2 separate regions of the Homo sapiens genome follow, and region 2 is linked to region 1. A link is an interaction called in ENCODE POLR2A ChIA-PET data of the cell type or tissue named here. Cell type or tissue: MCF 10A. All regions are shown on one strand.

Region 1 (8,000 bases):
TATGCAAGTGGCGTTTCATGGAACTTCTTCAATATGTAAGTGAAATATCTGAGGTCTGGAGAAGACAATTACCCAGGATCACACAAGAAGTTAGTTATAGGGCAATGACTAGAACTTGAGGCTTTGCTTCATAATTGAGTGACTTTTTAAAAATTCAGCTTCTCCCTTCTCCTTAAAAAAGAAATATTTTGTTACATACAGGTAATGCTGTACACTTTCAACATTATTCAAACCTTTATTTATATATTATTTGTTGTTTTCAATTTGATTCAGAAAAAATTTGTCTGGAAGATGTTTCATTTCATTTGAAAGAGTGCATAAATAGATCCAAATGATTAAAACCAGTTTAAAAAAATTAGTTCATGTAAGTAAAATATTTTTGAAAGAAAAAAGGTGAGGCTTTGACAGAGAGACAATGCTGTTTAATGATAAGAGGAGAGCAAAGTATCACAGGGACTCAGATAAATCCTGGTCCTCTCCAATCCACAGAAAGACTTTAAACAATGTACTTAGATTCTTGGGGTCTTGGTTTCTATAACACTGGGACAAGAATAAACTTCTTGTCAGATGTAGATCAATATTACCAATATGTATATCAATATTACCAATATGTATATCAATATTACCAATACAATCAAAATTACCAATACAGCTGCTGACACTCCATAGTTATTCAACATGTGACAGCTATTGTTATGTGTGTGATGGTGGCTCATTTATAGTAAGAGAGAGGAGAGAAAAGCTATGGAATGGTCTCAAGACCAAGAATGGGAAGCATCTGATGTGGTACCCACAGAAAGTGGGTAAGTAGGAAGGGATGGGTGAGTTTGGGTTTTTAGAATCACTTCCAGAGGAGGTGGTAGGCATGTATGTTCTCCTTATATTGGGATTCTCAGTCTGAGAAATGAATCATTTTTATTCTTTCGGGGTATTAACTTAAGATTTCTGAGGAATATTGAGAATTTAAAAGGAAAATTCTTAGGCCAAAACCTAAATCCTAGTATCTGACTTTCATGCACCTAGTGTTGACAGCTTGTAGTGAACATTTTCAGCATCTGGATTATATCTTATTGCAGCATATTCTAGAACTTTTATCTTTTCCACATTGAGAAAATCAGTTTTTAATAGTATTGTTTCATGTGTCTATATTTCTTTGTATAGCAGAACATAGAAATGCAAATTGCTTTTGAGGGGAGAAAATACATTTATGACTGATGCTACAAGCAGACTCCTCTCATTTAATGTACATTATTTTTAAAATAAATACAAATACCTTCTTTACACAGATACAGCTCTTATGAGTTTGCAAAATAATTTCACGCATATTTCATTCACTTTTCATAACAGTACTGTGATGTAGGTACTACTATTCTCATTTTCTAGATGAGGCAACAAAAGCTCAGAGTTTAAGTGGTTTGGGTAACATGGCTAACAAGTAGTTGATCCAGATCATCTGACTCCAAATGAAATGTACTTTTTACTCTGCATCTTTTTTTTTCTCATTTCAATCATTCAATGTAAAATGAAACTGAAACATGTTTGCTCCTGTCCACAAGGAATTCCCAATTTCATAGGTCATGAAACACACACACACACACAGTCGAGTGAAACATGAACAGGGAACTAGATTGAGATCACTATGAGTGGAAGTGGTCAGGGACATATTGTAGAGTACGGAAGAAGAAAGGTAAGAATATTTTTAGAGAGTAGAAAATCAGCCACCCATTTTGGATGATTGTAATAATCAAGTTGCGCTCCACCTCCAGGCTCTAACTCTCATCTGTAAACATGCCAAAGGGAATAGGACATTGAATTCTTGGCTGGAAATGAAACAAACAAATGAATCATCTAAAAATTCAAGGTTAGAGTAGGTTTTCATCTGATGAGAATGAGAGATATCTACATTAATGGGCTCCCTGCTGATGCAGTATCCCACAGTAACTGAATCTGGGATATCTGCCACCTTTTACCTTCTTCTACTGGCAGCCTCACTCATAACCAGAGTTTGAGAAACCAAACCATAACTTTTTCTGAGCCACTATGGAAATCATGGTGAAGGAGGAGACAAAGAAAAGGGCAGTGGATTAGAATTCAGAACTGGATTTTGTCTTTGTGTTGTGGCAACTGGATGAGTATAACTTTGAGCAACTCACTTCATCTCCCCACATTCCAGTTTCATCACCTGTGAAATGGGGCTAATGACACCTGCCTAGCCTACCTTTTTCTTAAAGAATGAATGAAGAGCCATATGTGAAAATGCCCTGAAAATCATAAAATATATAAAACATTACACAGATGTACAAATATACCTGATACATTTTTCATGATATATGATTTCCAAGGGATTCTTCTTATAAAACCCCTTCCATTCTCGCTTGCAATTCAGCAAGCACTCCTTTAAAAATATCTTTGCCTCAGCATAATTCCCAAATTTCTGATATACACAGAGATAATTGTGAAAGTATTGTATGCAAAAACTGTTGAAAAAGAGTCACTTTCTTCAAAGCCTACTCTTCTACGAAATTGTTGGTTGTTGTTTTTAGTAGGGCTCACTATGCTAGGTGAGCATGAGCATTCTTACCAGATATATGGTTTAATGTGGAGGGTTAGGGTAGAAGTCAGTGAAGGAGGGGGAAAATTAAAACATAAAGGCTAAAGAATATTGTTTCCTGAAAACCTGTTAAAATAAGCAAATAATAACCAATTCTGTGTGACATTTTACTCTCTACCACCATGCTATTCAAAACGTGCTTTGTGCATGGGCCACCATTGGGAGCTTGTTAGAAGTTCACATTACCGGGCCCTACTCCAGACCAACCAAATTACAATCTGTATTTTAACATGATCTTCATGTAATTTGTATGCCTAGCCTGTTCAAGTTTGAGATTCGCTGGCCTATGAGGTACATCCAGCTACATAACGCCACCTACTTCTTAAGACTATTTTATTAAAAACAATATTGTTAATACCTTGCCCTCCACATGGCCATGTGTGGTAGCTGAGGGATTTAAAAGTAGACTTTCTGCCGGGTGTGGTGGCTTACATCTATAATCCCAGCACCTTGGGAGGGCAAAGTGGGCAGATACATGAGGTCAGGAGTTCGAGACCAGCTCGGCCAATATGGTGAAACCCCATCTCTACTAAAAATACAAAAATTATTTGGGTGTGGTGGCACGTGTCTGTAATCTCAGCTACTCAGGAGGCTAAGGCACGAGAATCACTTGAACCTAGGAGGCAGAGGTTGCAGTGAGCTGAGTGAGATTGCACCACTGCACTCCAGCCTGGGTGACAGAGCAAGTCACTGTCTCAAAAAAAAAAAAAAAAAAAAAAAAGACACTTTCTGACTCTAAAGCCTATGTTTTTCCCACTACAGATGTCTTCTGTTCCATTCATCTCTCTTGGATATTACATTATGAGGACCTACCTTGAAACCAGATGTGACCTCCAGTAATCCCTTCTGACTTTAAGATCCACTAATTTATTTAAAATACCCTACTTATATAACCCTATCTCATGACTCAGTAAAAAATTACAGAAGCAGAGGAAGAAGTGCTTCCTTTTGTGGGACATTCAGACGCTTTGGGTTTGTGCCAAGATGTCAGGGGAAGTTCCCATTTCACATTCTTCTTCTTTTGCTTGGATAATTGAGGATCTCAAATGATGTCAGACTTTCTGAGGTCTTTCTGTGAATTCATTCTTGGCTGATCTCATCATCAGAATGCCACTATTATAAGGTACCGCCCCTGGAATTGCTCAAACTCAGCAGCTGACTAGACTTCTTCAGGATGCCTCAAGGCATCCACTTGAAGGGCCACTTGGAGCAAAGAGTCTATTTCTGTTCTTAGGTGAAGGCCTGATTCAGTTGCTTACTACAAGTGCTTGAAATTTGCTACTGGATGTCCTTCATCTTTCTCTTTCTTAACAGATTCCCAACTTATCACAGAAAATATGTTTGTGATAGCAGTAAACAGACAGTGGTTGACAAAACTGTATCATCAGTGATTTCTTACAGCAGAGAACTATGGGATTAACCACACCTCACTTAGTGTAAAATACACACTGTATATGGGCAGAAAAAAGAATCATACGAACCAAAAAATGAAACATCCAGGGGATAATAAAAATACTATGATTATATCCTGAAGCTTCCTGGCTTACCAGATGTGCCAACCTTAGTTTTATTTAGTGATGAGGTACATATCATGTCCCTTAAAATCCTCATGAGTTAGCTCAATTGGCTTTCCAGATGGAGACCAATGGTCCCAAAATATCTCACCTCCTTCCTCTCCATCCCTAGGATGTAGCACAGAAGACACCCACAAATTCAAGAGAGCTTTAAGGTAAAATACCTGTGGAAACCCTCAATGAGTAGATAGACTCAGAGTCACTCACAAAATGAGAACAAGTCCCCAGATGATTGTCTCTGTTTAGTGCATTACAGTGAGAAACGTGATTTTATTCCCCACTAAGTCTTTCTAGCCATCCCTGGAGCCCCAGCCACCTTATAAAATGCATTTAACTGTTGCACTGTCATTCTTCCTATCTACAGATGCCCACAGATCTTTGCTTATGGGATTCTTTCAGCCTGAATGTTCTTCACAAACTCTGCCTTTCTAAATCCCAGGAACATTTCAATGCAATTCTTCTCTGAAGCCTTCCTTGGTTACTAATATTAAATCTAACACCAAATTCACAGCTTATGTGTTTCCTAGAGCACTTGGATGTTCTGCCTGTTTTAGAGTTTTTTTGTCATTGTTAGTCTGTCTTGCTCGCCACATATCAATCTGTTTTACTAGATTGTTTTACTTGTTTGTATGATTTTACAAGCTCCTATAATACCAATCTATCACACATTCTAAAACAGATGGGTGCAATAATAAATCGCCATTTGACTGGGGAACGTTTCTCTTAAAGTTAAGAAAAAAATATCAGGCCTTGCTCCTCCAAAAATGTCAGGTGGATCACCTGAGGTCAGGAGTTCGAGACCACTCCTCCACTGTGGAGTAGACAACCCATGGTTATAACCCTCAAACCCTGTGGTCCTTTGAGGTTGCCACTGTATCCAGGGGGTGTAACCAAAGCAGTAGGATTTGCTCTCTGGCCTCCATGAAAAAGAGTTCTTTACTTCAAAAGTAGTTCCACCCTTCCTCATTTCACAAAACCTAATGCTTTGCTATAATACAACATGATATAGTAGTAGACTCCAAGAAGTTTTCTTTATCTTTTAGAAATTAATATGTGTGACACAAGTTATAAAAAATTAAAAGAATGGGTAGTTTTATAAATCTCATTTTATCTACAAGTCTATATTTTAAGTTTTTCTCTATGTTGCTATGCAGAAAAAAAGAATTCAAACAATTCTGACAAAAACTAGTAATTATTTCATAACTGAGGCTGTTACAAGAAAGATGGCTTGAAAGGGCAGGTGCTAAAAAACATAAAAAGATTCTGTAAAGGGTTCTGATGGGACAGAAATGGCAAATTTAAAAGAGAGGTAAAGAAAATTGGAGAGAGGAGCTTCTAATGACAAAATATTGTAGTGAGACTAAAGACAAGACTACTTTGAAGACTACAGAATCAAATATAATACTTCACAAAATAAAAGGGCTTTTGCAATAGTCATATTCAAAGGCTCTCTAAAGACCTAATTAAATTTGGGAGACGAAGGCAGGCCGATCACTTGAGGTCAGGAGTTTGAGACCAGCCTGTCCAACATGATGAAACCCTGTATATATTAAAAATAAAAATAAAAAAATTAGTTGGGCGTGGTGGCGCATGCTTTTAATCCCAGCTACCAGATGGCTGAGACACGAGATTTGCTTGAACCCAGGAGGCAGAGGTTGAAGTGAGCCGAGATGGCACCATTGCTCTCCAGCCCCAACTAATTCTAATGTGATGATGATCCCTGCTTGAGGTGCATATTGTAAAGTTAAGAGGAAATGGATATGTTCTCTTTGGTTTCCTCTTTATTCCGTCAATAAATATATTAAGACAAGCCAGACTTGTGAAAATCTAGACTTCATATATTTGTCTCCAGAGGGAAAGATAGGAGGAAGAAATTTTTAGTAATTAAACACATGAGTAGAAACTAGAAGAATGCAAATTATGAGTTGATATAAAGAACACTTTCTAGCTTTCTTTAATTTAGAACATTTTACAGCCTTTTTTGGCAATTGACATTTTTGAGGTAATTGTCTGCTGCATCTTTTTTGTTTGTTTTAATAGAATGTTACTCATTTTGTGTTTGTCATCTTTCCTCATGATTAGATTCAGGCTATAGATTCTCAGCGAGAATGCAGCATATGTGATACCGTGTTTTTCTTCACACATACGGAGGCACATTATGTCCAACTTTCTGTCATAGGTGATATTAAAGTTGGTCTTATGGTAATGATGCTGTTGATTTCTCCACTGTATAATTACTGTTTATGTTTTCTCCCTTGTAACTAATCAGCAATCTGTAGGGAGACACTTTAAGACTATGCAAATACCCTGTTTCTTGTCAAAATTTTCCCCTAGATTTAGCATTCATTCAGGATTCTTGCCTGAGCTAATCTTTACCATGATGGCTGTAAAATCTTCTTTCATATAATGCTCATTATGCAGAATGTGGAATATATAGAAACATAAAATGCATAAAGGAAAAATCTAAAAGAAAGCTCTCCACCTATTAAATAAATAAATGTATGTGAAGCAATTTTCATGTATTGTTTTTCTGTCTTCTCAGGAATGTGTACGTAAACAGAATCATGTATTTTGTGATGTGAATGTGTGACTCCAGCACTTGCCGTACATTTACCAGTTCGCCTTTGTTATTCCATTGTAAGCAAGGAATCCACCCCTTGTTAATCAATTAATTAATCTATTTTTAACACGGAATCTTAAATATTAATTTTAAAGATTTATAATTTATTATTGTTCTTATTTATTTTGGTGCTCAAAATTGTTGTATGTCTGGCCATTGGGAGCTCCTTCAGTTTGGTTCCTGTGTACCTATAACATGCAAGATCTTTCTTCCTTTCTTTTTGCCTCTCTCCCCTCTCTTTTTCTTTGTTTCTTTTTCTTTATTTTTTTCTCTTTTCTCTCTCTTCTTTCTTCCTTTCTAGAACTTTCATAATTATGATACAATAAGATGTTCCAGACTCATCTCTCACACTGATACTGTCCTAGCCCTGAAATCAGCCATGTCTCTTAGTAGCTCTGGTTTAATTTAGTGGGAAATTGTATTAATAATCAAGTTCTGAGCACTAAGTATGTTCAATGCTGTGGAGTAGGATCCACTATGGCCAGTGCTGTCTTATGCAGGGCTTAATGTGGAGTGAAAACCAAAAGAAGGTTCCCCAAGGTCAGAGGGAGGATAACATCACTTGATATAAGCTACTTGTTAGGAGACAGAATTTTCAGAGTGAAAATGAGGCTATTCTGGCAGATATAACTTATACAAATTGATGTGATCAGCCCTGTGTATAACTGAGTGTCTCAAAGTTTTAGCAATGTTTCAAACTCCAATCTAGGTGATCTATGTGCTATTGTAGAGAGGCAGTGTGAAAACATGATTGTAATTTTAGTAAGCAGAAACCTAAGTGATTGCTTGTCATGTTTACAGAAACTGTGAATTGAAGAGTATGGCAGTATTACCTAGATCAGCAGTCTCCAACTTCTTTTATTGTACATCCTAGAAGTAAAAATATTTAAATATGCTTCTGTGGTACAATACTAAGATTCATCAAAAGAGGCCACAATCACTATTATTAAATAGAACGAAACTTTGTAAAGTACCAGGTCAAGAATTAATTGCCTTTAACATACATGTATTTCCCAATCACTGAAAGAAAAAGTATATGGAATATTTTCATTTTATATATGCTTAGTATTTAATTTCTTCTATTAAATAAAATTTATAGGGGGCCATTGATTTGAACTGAGCTGCTGCACCAGGCCAACAGACCAAAATGGAGTCACTCATGCTGAAGTTCCACATCACCAAACTGAAACTAAGT
Region 2 (8,000 bases), 110 kb after region 1:
GTAGAGTGGCATCTAAAATTTGAGACAAGGAGGAGGGGCTAGAGTTGCCATTAAAAAGATATTGCTTAAAGTGGAATCTTGAAGAACATGAATGAATCATTCATGATTTCTTCCATTCATTCATTTATTGCTACTCTGCCAAAATGATGCAAAAACAAAGCCATTCCTGTGCTCAAGTAATTAAAAATCTATTTGAGAAATAACTTGTAGCAAACTGGAGTACAGAGTGATTGTTGTTAGGATAAAACTATACGTGTGTGTTTAGCACAATGAGGGAAGTTGTAGTGGGCTAGCAGAAGGATGTACTCAGATTAGGGAGAGCAATATCAGATAAGAGGAAAAGTATTTGAGAAGTGGAAGGATAAGAAATTTGACTGGAGTATATGCTATATCAGGTAGGGAGCCATGGAATATGAAGCTGCAAAATGGAATAAAGAGACTGAGAAGGGCCCACTATGCTAAAGACTTTGAGCTTCATCTCTTAGGTTGTGTGCAAGCACTGAATGATTTGTGGACAAGCACTGGACAATTTTTTGTGTGTGCTCCTCTACATCCATTCTGCAACATTTTCCACTCAGTCTGTTCCCCAGCAACTGAATCTTTCCACTTGCATTCATAGTCTCTCTTGCTCTCTGGCTTTGGCCAAAGAGAAGCACCTTTAGAAAGTCAGAGCACAGGAGAAAAGTGAAACTGGAATGGTAGATGTTGTTGGTAACCACCACGTCATCTTCTTTGTTAGGAGGGTAACCCATCTCCCAGGTGCTACAGGTATTGGTTACTAGCAAATTGCATTGTTAGCAGCAATGAGGAAAGCCCTTGGCTAGTGAGAGCCATGTGACTTAGAGATGCCTGGGAAGGTATGCAGCTTTCCTCTTCACCAGTGGCTGGTAAGCGGTGGTTGACCTATGCAATGGTGGAACAGCCTTGCCCCCTTGCATCTAGGCAGTAGAATCTCTGGAAACAATTTGTACTCCAGAGCTCGTTGTGGGTTCAGTCTAAAGATGAATTCTTTTATTTTTCTTTTCTTTTCTTTTTATTCTTTTCTTTCCTTTTCTTTTTTCTTTTTTTTTTTTTTTGTTTGTTGTGTTTGTTTGCTTTTGAGATGGAGTTTTGCTCTGTTGCCCTGGCTAGAGTGCAGTGGCACGATCTTAACTCACTGCAACCTATGGCTCCCAGGTTCAAGCGATTCTCCTGCCACAGCCTCCCTAGTAGCTGAGATTACAGGCACCCGCCACCATGCCCAGCTAATTTTTGTATTTTTAGTAGGGACGGAGTTTCACCACGTTGGCCAGGCTGGTCTCGAACTCTTGACCTCAGGTGATCCTCTCGCCTCTGCCTCCCAAAGTGCTAGGATTACAGATGTGAGCCACTGCACCTGGCCCTGAGGATGAATTCTTCTGAAATCACATCTTCATCTAGCTTCTTCCTTTGTACTCTTCTGCTACTCTTGCCTCTTTAAAGGTTTATCCTGGCTGGGTGCAGTGGCTCACGCCTGTAATCCCAGCACTTTGAGAGGCCGAAACGGGTGGATCATGAGGTCAGGAGATCAAGACCATCCTGGCCAACATGGTGAAACCCTGTCTCTACTAAAATACAAAAAACATTTGGGCGTGGTGGTGCATGCCTGTAGCCCCAGCTACTGGGGAGGCTGAGGCAGGGGAATCACTTGAACCCAGGAGGCGGAGCTTGCAGTGAGCCGAGATCGTGCCACTGCACTCCAGCCTGGTGACAGAGCAAGACTCCATCAAAAAAAAAAAAAAAAAAAAAAAGGTTTATCCTAAGGGCATGCCCTGAATAAATGACTTGCATAAAATTATCTGTCTCAGACACTGATTCTAGAGAACACAGCTTCTAGGGAGCTCAATATAAATGACAGTTATTGCTAGAAATTGTCCCATAAAGCAGACTCTAAAGATTTAATTCTGGAGTTGAATCAGACCCCAGCTTGGTAGTAAGGATGACCCCAAACCTAGTGGTAAGTAGAGTATTTATAGTTTCTTGAATGTTCTAACAGTACAATTGCTAAAGTGTTGGAGATGCCGTAGCTTTTACAGTGTCTTTGGCATTTGAGAGAAGTAGGGGAAATAATAAGATTATGGAACGTGGAATTTGGTGTTAGTTGTTGTGTGCCTTTTGGTTACTCAGGAGAAAAAAAAATGACTAATCATTAATTTAAAACTAAGTGCAAAAGTCAGAGGTTATTTCTGGAAGTCTTTAAAGAGACTTTTCTCACTTGCAGCTTGGGAGCATGTTGAGCCGGTGAACCATAGGCCTTAGTTGTGACAAGAGCAAAACTTCAGAAAAGCCTAAATTCATGCCTAGGTAAGACTCTGGATGCCATAATAAGGCAGATGTGCTTCAGAGAGTGGGAGTTAAGCCATGCAGATTCAGTGGCTTGCCACATATACGATGCTTTTAGGGATCCAGTGGTCTGGTGCATACTCGAACATCCCTTCCAAGGTAAAGGGCAAAGTTATGGCATCTTTTGTATACTACCATTAAAAAAGAAGTAAAACACAGCACATACAACACTTGGGAATACTACAATGAATGATTTAGCAAGTGCTGTGGAAAGTTCCCCGTTTTCAGTGAGGCCCTGAGCAAGAAAGGGCATGTTCAGGCCATATAGCACAAGCTGTCCTACCACATGGCTTATGTGGCCCAACAGATCCTATAGTTGCATAAAAGTTATCTCTAGGAGATAAAGGTTTTGTGTGGAGTCTCTGACAAGCCCCAACAGAAGGGTTTCATAACAGGCTGCTGAGATTGTGGAGCAAGGCCATGCCATCTGCAGCAGAGCATGTGATTTAAAATGCAGTTGCATCAAGACATGAGACAAAAGCTGTTCGCCAAGAACTGGACGCTGGCAGTCCAAGTAATAAACTACAGCAGCCCCAACAGCAATTATTTATAAAATAGAAGTGTTACAGAATGGATCACCCTTAAAATATCCAAAGGGCATATGTAAGCTGGATGAACAAATATTCCAGACTTCTTTGTCACCAGCACAGTCTCACCTGACACCACTCAATCAGCTCACACTTGTAACCTCATGGGAGAATCCTTATGAGCAGCTAATAGAGGAAGAAAACAACACAGGCTTGGTCCATGGATTGTTCATCTCAGTATGTTGGTGTGGACAATGGACTGCTGTTGTAATATAGCCCCACTTGGTAAGTCCTGGAAGACAGTATTCATGGGAAAATACAAACAGGAGGCAGGATTTGGGTTAGTGTTACTTGTAATCCAATTTTGTTGAGTGACAAATGGCTTAAAAGAACGCTATACACATGGTCATTGGTGGATAGCTTGGCCTGAACAAAGCAATGTTTTCATATTAGTGACAAGAAGATCCAAGAAAGAAGCATGTGGATGAACATATGGAAATGGGCAGAAACTAAGAAGAACTCACCATTACGTGTTAACCCTCATCAAGTTAGAGACACAAAGCAACCAAGTGTGGAGAATGGCCCAATAGATAAGAAGAAACTTAGCTAGCTGAAAGGTCTCACGAATGTAGTAGTCATGGCAGCATAGATGGAGACAATATGTGGACGATAAGAATGCGTTCTCCTCTCACCAAAGCTCATATACCCGATGCCATATCCAACCTATCAACCAACACATTTCTGTGCTGAGCTCCTTATATGATAATATTCTTTGACAAAACCAGCCAGACATTTTGGTGGCAAGCTGATAAAACTGGACTGCTCTCATCCTGACAAAAGCAACAATTAATCCTGAGTAGTAGTGACACACATTCCTAGGATGTGTTTGCCTTTTCTACCAGTAGTATTTCTGTCAGCATTATACAGAAAGGCTCACAGAGAGAGATATTGGATAGCATCTCATACAATATCACTTCAGATCAAGAGAACCCCTTTATGGCAAAGGAAGCCTGGTAGTGGGAACATGGCAAAGATATCCCCTGATCCTATGATACATTGAATCAATTAGTGGCAGCTGACCCTATAGAGCATAGGAAAGCCCCTTTTAATGTATAGCTGTAGTACCATCTTGAAGATGATGCCTGTAGATGGAGACACTATACTTCAGAAAGATGTACATTCATCCTAAACCAACAGCCATTACATGGTGCCAGGGTGCCCAGTAGGTAGAGTACATGAGTTCAGTAACCAAAAGACGGAGGAAATAGTAGCCCTACTTCACCGCCACTCCAAGAATTGACTAGGAGATGTTGTATTGCCTGTCTACTCAATTTTAGAGCCTGTGGATCCAGAGGTCCCAGAGAAGATATGCTTTCACTCAGGGACACAAGAGTCTCATAGAACTTAAAGATACAGCTGATACATGATCACTTCTAGTTCTTCAAGTGGACCAACAAGCAAGAAAAGGAATTATTATACTGCCAAGATTGTGTACACTAGGATATTTGAATGTGTAGTGGCGTATTTTAGCCTGATTACCTAAGGAAAAGGGCTGCTGTTACTTAATAGGGGCATGGAGAAATACTTTTCATACCTACGTGAACTGCAGGTTATCTCTTGGTACCCTCATGCCCAAGTTTAATTATAAATTGACAAGTACAGCAATTATTGCCTGGCAAGTGCGTGGTAACTAGGGAATCAAGGCTCTCAGGGATGAGTGTCTGAGACATCCCACCAGACAAGCCACCTAGATGAACTGAAGTCCTAGCTGAGTGTAAAAGGAATCTATAATTGTAGCTGACAGGGATAATGTGTATTATTGACAGCCTTGAGATCAATTGCAGCAAAGAAGGCTGTAATTCATCCTACAAATGCTCCTCTTACAAGTTTTCCTAGAAATTGAGACCAACTCAAATTCTGAAGAAGCTAAGACCAGATAGGAAGAACTTATTGTGAGAAGTGAATGGATTTGAGAAGTGTGAGTGGCAGACTTGGAAGTGGCTCTTGGCACTTCTCCAGATCTCCTTGACTGGGCTGGTACACTCATACCCCTGCAGGTCTTGGCTGATAACTGCTCAAGTTAGCACATTTCACTGTAGGGTTGTCCTCAGCTGATTGAAGCTACCTCACCCAGAAATGCCTGAGAAGTTACACTGTTCTCTCTCCAAAGACTGACAAGTGCAGGGATAAGACAGTGCAGCTCTCTTTTCTCTGGCCAAGAAAATTATCTGATTATAATCTATGTTCTAGAGAGCTAACTAGGGGATTAGATTGAGACTAAACTTCTGAAATCATATTATTGCCTAACTCTACCCATCCTTCATCTTTTCCTGCTCTTCTTGCTTCCTTAAAGACTTCTAAGTGTATTCCTTCTAGAAATCACCTGCACAAGACTCTCTGTCTAATACTCTGCTTCTAGGCTTCTGGGCCTAACTCAATTACATGTGGCAATGGCTGGGTTTCTCTATGGAGAACCACAGTCTCACCTAGTGGTCATTTCCTGTGTATACATTATTCTTCATTTGTGTGTGACATTGGTTTCCTGTCACAATCCTGACTAATGAAGCAGAAGCAAGCAGGGAGTGATGTGATTAGATTCACATTTAGAAAGCTCAATCTGGCAGCAGTGTTGAGGAGACAATGTATGAGAGGCAAGTCTAGTTGCAAAAATATAATTTCATAGATTATGGTAATAGTCTAGAAAATAATTGAAAAGGGCTAGAAGTTTAATGATCATTGGAAATAGCATACATTAGGTAAACTTGTAAGATAGGTCAGCAGTAAAATTGATTTAAGGATTAATATGTCCTAACCTCCTGCAAGAATTGAAACCACATATACTGCCTTAAAAACTCATTAAACAATTATTGTTTTACCACATATGTAAAAAAAATTACTACTACTCCTGCGGAGCTTGTAGTCTTAATAGTGAATAATGACTATCTTGGTAGTTGTTATAAAAGTCAAAAAATAAATATTATACTAGAATTATAAGCAAAAGGGTGTGAAATCAAGAAAAACTATAGGACAATATTTCCAATGAACACTGACACAAAAGTCAGCAGTTAAATATTAGCAAATCAAATTCAACAGCATATCAGAAAGATTATACATCATAATCAAGTGAGATTTATCCCTGGAATAAAAGGTTGGTTTAATATAAACAAATCAGTTGGTGATATATCATATTAACAGACATAAAGTCAAAAAGCCACATGATCATATCTATTGACAAAGAAAAAGTATTTGACAAAGTTTAACATCCTTTCTTGATAAAAACTTCTAACACTTTAGGTATAGAAGGAAAGTTCCTCAATGTAATAAGGGCTATTTATGGAAAACCCACAGCTAACATAAACAATGGGAAGAAACTGACAGCATTTCCTCTGAGATCTGGTATAAGACAAGGATGCCTACTGTATTAGTCCATTTTCATCCTGCTGATGAAAACATACCTGAGACTGGGCAATTTACAAAAGAAAGAGGTTTATTAGACTTACAGTTCCATGCAGCGGGGAGGCCTCACAATCACAGTCATGGCAGAGATGAAAGGAATGTCTCACGTGGTGGCAGACAAGAGCTTGTGCAGGGGAACTCCCATTTTTAAAACCATCAAATCTCATGAGTCTTACTCACTAACATGAGAGGGTAGCACAGGAAAGACCTCCCACCCATGATTCAATTACCTGCTACCAGGTCCATCCCACAACACGTGGGAATCGTGGGAGTTACAAATCAAGATGAGATTTGGGTGGGGACACAACCAAACCATATCATTCTGCCCCTAGCGACTCCTAATCTTGTTCTAACATTTCAAAACCAATCATGCCTTCCCAACAGTCCCCCAACATCTTAACTCATTTCAGCATTAACTCAAAAGTCCAAAATCTCATCTGAGACAAGGCAAGCCCCTTCTGTCTATGAGCCTGTGTAAAATCAAAATCAAGTTAGTTACTTCCTAGATACAATGGGGGTACAGGAATTGGGTAAATATAGCCATTCCAAATGGGAGAAATTGGCCAAAACAAAGGGGTTACAGGCCCCATGCAAGTCGGAAATCCAGCAGGGCAGTCAAATCTTAAAGCTCCAAAATGATTTCCTTTGACTCCAGGTCTCACGACCAGGTCATGCTGATGCAAGAGGTGGGTTCCCATGGTCTTGGGCAGCTCTGCCCTTGTGGCTTTGCAGGGTAGAGCTTTTCCTCCAGCTGCTTTCATGGGCTGGCATGACATTGAGTGTCTGCAGCTTTTCCAGGTACACAGTGCAAGCCGTCAGTGGATCTACCATTATGGGGTCTAGAGGATGATGGCCCTCTTTTCACAGTTCGACTAGGTGGTGCCCCAGTAGGGACTCTATGTGGGGGCTCCAACCCCACATTTCTCTTCCACACTGCCCTAGCAGAGGTTCTCTATAAGGACCCCACCCCTGTAGCAAACTTCTGCCTGGATATCAAGGTGTTTCCATACATCCTCTGAAATCTAGGCAGAGGCTCCCAAATCCCAAGTCTTGACTTCTGTGCACTTGCAGGCTCAACACCAGGTGGAAGCTGCCAAGGTTTGGGAATTGCACCCTCTGAAGTCATGGCCTGAGCTCTATGTTGGCCCCTTTCAGCCATGGCTGGAGCAGCTGGGATGCAGGGTACCAAGTCCCTAGGCTGCACACAGCAGAGGAACCCTGGGCCTGGCCCACTAAACAATTTTTTTCCTCCTAGGCCTCCAGGTCTGTGATGGGAGGGGCTGCCACAAAGGTCTCTCACATGCCCTGGAGATATTTTTTTCCATTGACTTGGTGATTAATATTCGGCTTCTCATTAGTTATGCAAATTTCTATAGCCGGCTTGGATTTCTCCCCGCAGAATGAGATTTTCTTTTCTATTGCATTGTCAGGCTGCAGATTTTCTGAACTTTGATGCTCTGTTTCCCTTTTAAAACTGAATGCATTTAACAGCACTCAAGTCACCTCTTGAATGCTTTGCTGCTTAAAAATTTCTTTCACCGGATACCCCAAATCATCTCTCTCAAGTTCAAAGATCCACAAATCTCTAGGGCAGGGACAAAATGCTGCCAGTCTCTTTGCTAAAACATAACAAGAGTCACCTTTGCTCCAGTTCCC

The links. ChIA-PET counts read pairs that join two places held together with the same protein. Peaks named below come from ENCODE experiments on the same cell type or tissue, not always from the same donor. Only the 100,000 strongest peaks of a DNase experiment are listed, where the experiment ranks them.
Region 2: POLR2A ChIA-PET joins it to region 1 with 10 read pairs; 9 of 35 experiments call an interaction of 5 or more read pairs at or near these places.

Annotation. Positions count from the first base shown.
Region 1 is chr3:190,228,437-190,236,436 of GRCh38, forward strand. No RefSeq gene overlaps it. Among named protein-coding and RNA genes, the nearest start is that of CLDN1, 90 kb to the right of the region's middle. RefSeq lists an enhancer at 3,035-4,234. In MCF 10A, no CTCF peak of the experiment used is centred here; DNase peaks (open chromatin) are centred at 1,845 and 3,735.
Region 2 is chr3:190,333,963-190,341,962 of GRCh38, forward strand. It overlaps a transcript of CLDN16 not described here. Among named protein-coding and RNA genes, the nearest start is that of CLDN1, 16 kb to the left of the region's middle. In MCF 10A, a CTCF peak has its summit at 5,411; a DNase peak (open chromatin) is centred at 4,919.